Linked DNA regions of Homo sapiens: region 1 is linked to region 2. The links are chromatin contacts, found by Hi-C or POLR2A ChIA-PET in ENCODE. All regions are on one chromosome and are shown on one strand. The core of a region is the stretch at or near the end of the contact, and the rest is flanking DNA. Distances in the headings are between cores, read along the strand shown.

Region 1 (2,715 bases), core at 150-2,649, 7.5 Mb after region 2:
GATCTGCCCACCTCAACCTCCCAAAGTGCTGGGATTACAGGCATGAGCCACTGTGCCCAGCTTATTTTTATTTTTTGAGACACGGTCTTACTTTGTTGCCCAGGGTGGAGTTTAGTGGTGCAATCACAGCTCACTGCAGCCCCAAGTTCCAGAGCTCAAGCAATCCTCCCACCTCATCTTCCTGAGTAGCTGGGAGTACAAGCAAGAGCTACCTGGCTAATTTTTTTTTTTTTCCTGTAGAGGCAGAGTCTCACTATGTTGCCCAGGCTGGTCTTGAACTCCTGGCTGAAGTGATCCTCCTGCCTCAGCCTCCAAAAGTGCTGGGATTACAAGCTTGAGCCACCACGCCAGTCCCAGAATCTTTTTTTTTTTTTTTTTTTTTTTTTTTTTTGAGATGGAGACTTGCTCTGTCGCCCAGGCTGGAGTGCAGTGGCGCAACCTCGGCTTACTGCGACTTCCGCCTCCCAGGTTCAAGCAATTCTCCTGCCTCAGCCTCCCAGGGATCTATTAATGTTTAAGGACAAGTGGCAACTGTGGATGCCCAACATGGTTACTTAACAAGAAACCAATTTTTCAGAGGCCAAGAGTCCCAACAGGGCCGAGAATCTGGCCACTCGCCTATGGCTCTGGAGGTGGCATGACAAATAAGGGTGGCATGACAAATATAGGTTAACTGATTTGTTGCAGGGACCAGAGATCATAGATGGTGAAGTTAACTAAGGGCCTCCAAATCCGTGTCCTTTGTGCCAACAGGTGTGCCAGGCTGCTCACAAGACACCATGGTACGAGAAAGGATTTCTCGTAGTCACCTAGACACCAGGTTTATGGCTGTGTCGCAGCAAAGTTGGGTGTGACTTATGATTTTCGTTCTGAACCTTATTTGTTAGATAGGTCCTGGAGTCCTTAAAACACGCAGGTGAAAGTCAGGGAGTAGGAGCCATCAAAATTCGACTCTGGTGGGACTCGAACCCACAACCTTTGAATGACCACACTAGGCTCAGCTAGAAGTCCAATGCGCTATCCATTGCGCCACAGAGCCGGCTGCGGAACCCGGCCGCCCCGCTCACCTCTGCCTGAAACCGCCCTCTTAGCGAGCTTCTAGGTGTGGTGCTGGGTGTTTGCTGAACTCGGCCGGGGCCCGAGAGCGTGCTCCGGGTTTTCGGCTGTGGTGTGGACTGGGGTGCTCTTCCTACATCCGGGCGCTGGGGACAGCAGGGGGCAAGGGCCGGGGTCGGCAGGGAGGAAGGGCCGGGGTGAAGCCCGCCTGTCTCCTCGCGGACTCGGGGGTCTCCTCGGCTGGGTGGGGCCGCGCGGCGTGGACTACAACTCCCAGCGTGCCGCGCGGCGGCGCCGCCCGAAGCCGTTGCGCGAGCAGGGCGGGCTGGGGCCGAGCGGCGTCAGGCGCGCTGGGGCTGCGCTGCGCCGCCGGCTCTGTGGCTTGCCGGCTTCGGGGAAGGTGCGGCAGGCGGTGCTGCGGCCTGGCACAGCAGGTTTGGGGTGCGGGAGGCGGGCGGGGTAGGAGCGCGGCGGGCGGGGCCGGGCGGCGGGCGGGGCTGGCGGGGCGGCCGGGCCATGCAGGGCGCAGAGCCGGCTAAACCCTGCTGAGACCCGGCTCCGTGCGTCCAGGGGCGGCTAATGCCCCTCACGCTGTCTACGCTGCTGCAACCGGGCCGCATCTGGACGGGGCGCCGCGCGGCGGAGCCGACGCCGGGTGAGCATAGACCGGGCTGGTGGGTTCCCGGGTGGGGACATGTGCCAGGCCGAGTCGGGCGAGGTGGCGGTGCGGACCCCAGGTGGGGGGCGCGCCCTGCGGCGCTATTTCCCCGACAGACGCACTGTTACCTTGCTGTCTAGGGGCGAGGGCGGCACGCGTGACCCGGGACAGGGGCCCGAGGGAACTAGTCACCCTCTTCTGGCCTCTTCTTGCCCCAGCCTTCCAGGACAGGTTCCTGCCCCTCTGCTATGGCGGGCTATGGGAGGCCAGAGATCTGAGGACCCTGGACCCTGGCGTTGGGGTTGAGGACTCTGGTTCAGTTCCCCCGCCCCCGGCTTTTGCTTTTCGCGAGGGGGAGGGGGAGATGGTCTCCCAGGGCTTCTTGTGGTCCAGACCATTCCCTTTTCCTGGCTTGGAGGCTCTCAGGCCATTTCACATTTGTGACCTTCATCTACTCCCAAGAACAGGAAAACTCGGAGAAAAACAGTCCCATCAGATGTCCCCTTGATCGAGTCCTCAAAGCTCCAGGAATAGAACCCAAGAGTCCTAGCTCAACCCAGCCCCTGAAGCACAGTCAAGTCATTCGCCTTCCCCTAAGCCCTAGACCCCAAAGATTCATCCGAGTGGCTGTGTGTGTCTGTGTGATGGGTGGTGGTGTCTTCAAGGTCCTCCTCGCCTCCCTCAATCAGCTTTGCCCCCTGGGCGGTCACCTTTCAAGCACTTCCAGGCTCTAACTCGTTTTCTGGGTCGCCCTCTATAGACCAACAGACGCACTGCGATACCTGAGTCTATGGGCAGGGACCAAGCAGGGCTCCTTTTCCAGGGAGCTGCCCCTTTGACTTGGCCTGGTCATCCACAGAACCTCCCTGGGTTCTGGGTGGGGAGTCGAGCCAGAGACTTTTTTTTTCTTTTTTTGAGACGGAGTCTCGCTCTGTCTCCCAGGCTGGAGTGCAGTGGCACAATCTCGGCTCAATGGAACCTCCGCCTCCCGGGTTCAAGCA
Region 2 (3,036 bases), core at 531-3,030:
ATGACCACTAACATCTCTTTTGACCCTATCATCTTATCACTAAGTTTCTCTTCAAAATACCTGGAAGAAAAACTCAAGGGCTCAAACTTACTAGGGGTTTAATTTTATAAAGAAGAGCACCTGTTTATTGGAGGCTCTAGTTTCCCAGTAGGTGCCTTATTCTACCCACATTCCCTGCTGTTTGGCCCCCTTACCCTACGTCCCTACCCCAGAGTTAACATTCAACTTGCCCTCTTGCCTTCAGTATCAATAATCACAAAGTGGGTCATGCAACAAAAAGACTCCTAAATTGGAAAATGAGAGCCTGGGTTTGGTCTCAGGTTCTGCCATTAACTCCCTATGTTACCTAGGCAACTCACATATTTATATTGGTTTTAAAGAAAAAGTACCACTGGTAAACATTATCTCATTTCATCTTCATAACCTCATGGAAGGTATCAGTAATGCCGCCCTTAACTAACATTAATGAGGAAATTTACGGCTCAAGAAGTGGAGTGGCCTTCCCAGAATGGCACAGGAAGTAGCAGGCTCAATATTTTGCCCAGTACCCATTCTCCCAAAACCTATACTCAGAGGTATTAGAGACAGGACCTTCTGGAAAACAGTGTAAATGTGTTTTCCCCTCCTCCTCTATCAGAACCTGGCCTAGTCAAGAGTGAAAGCAACATAATTGTTAGTGGTAGAGGGAAGGAGGCTTCATTTCCCCCTTTTCTTATCAAACAAAGAGCACAGAGGCGCTGAAAATGTATACACACCTATAAACTTACATATGCATAAAATGTATTCTGAATATTCAAGAAACTGATAACCCTGGTTGCCTCCAGAGAGAACTGGAGAGCTGCAGAATAGGAATGAGGGGTCCCTTTTTATTGTATACCTTTTAAAACTGAAAACCATGTTAAGTATAATATACTATCAAAAAATAGCCTTTAGTTTTAAGGTGAATTTTTTTAAAGCTTTGAAAGAATACAAATAATGTTTATAAAATATGTGTTCTGCAACTCCACTTGTTGCTGGGTGACCTTGGGCAAATCACTTCACCTGTCTCATGCCCTGTTTCCTCACTTGTAAAATACAGCCAAGAGCATTACCTACAAGGGTTTTTATGAGGGTTAAACAAGACAGTGCAAGTAAAGCGTTTAGCACAGTACTCGGCACGCTGTAAGCCTACAGTAAATGTCAGTTACCATTATTACTTAGCATTAATATTGTTATCTTTGCTTTACTTCAAGCAGCACCCCACATACACACCTGTTTTCATGGCATACCCACAATTATGGCGCAGTATAGCGCTTTGTACTTCATAAACCACCTCATCACACTTCATCGTCTTTCAAACGTTTGGTAGCCCTGGGACATCACTGTTAACTCATTTCGCAGCTAAGGAAATGGAGGCAGTAGGAGGCAGTAACTCCAAAACCCTGTTTTCCCGTCTCTAAAATCCAGATCCCATCAACCCATTCGTTGCTCCCAGGTCCCTTGCTCTCGGAATCGTGTTCCGCGCGGCACTGACCTGAGCGAGCGCCCCGGGGCCCGGGACCTCGCGCCGGGTTCACAGCTACTAGGCACGCTCGGACCGCCAGAGCCTTGCAGCGGCCGGGTCCGCTCCGCAGCCATGGCGCCTGCAGGGAAAGAAAAACAGCCAAGGCGCGGCGGGTCAGCAGAGCCGCGGGCGCCTAAGAGTCCCCTCCCCGACCGGCCCCGCCTCGCATACAGACCCGGACCTGCGGCCGCTGCTCCCGGTCCGCAGCCTCACAGGGGAGCGGCTTCCGGTGCTGCCTGCGTCATCTCCGCGCGTCCCTCAGCTCCGCGGCTCCCGGCGGAAGCGGCTGCACTTCCGGTCCCCGCCCGGAGGTGGGTGGTGGGAGGCTGGAGGCCGGGAGTAGGGGTGGGGAGAAGAGCGTCCCGGGAAGCTGAACGCGTGCCGCGCGGCCCTCACGGTGCTTAGGCTGGGTGCAACCTAGAACGGAGGTTCCTTTCGTACCGTACATCCAGGTTTGCACAGCGCGCTTATGTCCCTCCTCCAATCTGATCTTGCACCAGCTCTGCAGTAGTTTTTCTTATTATCCTCATTTTACGGAGGAGAGGGAGCTGTGGCTTAGAGAAGTTAAGAGACGTGTCCAAATTCATACAACCTGTTGGGCACCTCTTTATCCCGAACGCTGTTCTAGGGGATAGGGTTAGTGAACAAAAAACGCAAAAGCCCCTGACCGCCTGGGCCTTACATCTATTAGGAGGAGGAAGACAGATAAACTAAGGCTCGTGCAAAGGAGAAAAATAAAGCAAGGTAAGGAGGTTGTTGAATGAAAAGAGACAGTCAAGTGATGTAGATTTGAATGAATCACAACGTTTACACTCTGGCTGTGGCCCGGTTACTTAACCTCTCAGACTTTGCTTCATCTGCATAGCAATTATAGTGAGGTCCCCATCCGAAGGCTCTGAGGATTGAAGGAAATGAAGCATGCAAACCTTTTGGCGTCAAGAACTAAAACTGAGCTAAAAAATCCCACGCACTCTTTCTCAACATTTTTTGTGTACCATCTCACTCAGTTCCCACAACAACCCCACAAGCTAGTAACTATTATTAGGCCCCTTTTTAGAGATGGGGAAACTGAAATCAAAAGAGGTTTAGGCATCTTGCCTAAGGTCATAGTAAATGGCTGTCATAGGATTTCAACCCAAACCGACTTCAGAGCACAAGTTATCCTTTTTTTTTTTTTGAGGCAACGTATCACTCTGTCGCCCAGGCTGGAGTACAGTGACACGATCTTGGCTCACTGCAGCCTCGACTTCTCCAGGCTCAAGCGATCCTCCCACCTCAGCCTCCTGAGTAGAAGGGACCACAGGCGCGTGTCACCATGCCCAGCTAGTTGTGTGTGTGTGTGTGTGTGTGTGTGTGTGTGTGTGTGTGTATTTTTGTAGAGTCAGGGTTTCGCTATGTTACCCAGGCTGGTCTTGAACTCCTAGGCTCAAGTGATCCACCTGCCTGGGCCTCCCAAAAAGTGCTGGGATTACAGGGGTGAACCACAATGCCCA

The links. A loop is a pair of places that touch in the nucleus more often than their neighbours do. ChIA-PET counts read pairs that join two places held with the same protein, here RNA polymerase II (POLR2A). Pooled maps may share reads with other maps.
Region 1: a loop to region 2 is called in a map of K562, with 10 times the contacts of the local background. The contact joins the promoter of SLC27A4 here to the promoter of FBXW2 in region 2. A Hi-C loop is called at or near these places in 2 of 168 maps with a recorded cell type or tissue (both K562) and 1 of 50 pooled maps. POLR2A ChIA-PET finds 5 or more read pairs at or near these places in 1 of 52 experiments (K562).

The regions. Positions count from the first base shown.
Region 1 is chr9:128,339,128-128,341,842 of GRCh38, forward strand. It overlaps SLC27A4 (solute carrier family 27 member 4), which reads left to right and starts at 1,400. Exons shown (of 13, transcript NM_005094.4): 1 at 1,400-1,711. TRR-TCT3-1 (tRNA-Arg (anticodon TCT) 3-1) reads right to left here and starts at 1,039; the gene lies at 949-1,039. RefSeq lists silencers at 777-1,418, 1,047-1,456, 1,527-1,926 and an enhancer at 2,563-2,715.
Region 2 is chr9:120,791,636-120,794,671 of GRCh38, forward strand. FBXW2 (F-box and WD repeat domain containing 2) reads right to left here and starts at 1,781. Exons shown (of 8, transcript NM_012164.4): 1 at 1,719-1,781; 2 at 1,514-1,622. It overlaps B3GALT9 (beta-1,3-galactosyltransferase 9), which reads left to right and starts at 1,832. Exons shown (of 3, transcript NM_001386823.1): 1 at 1,832-2,287. RefSeq lists enhancers at 1,482-2,112, 2,175-2,274, 2,705-2,794.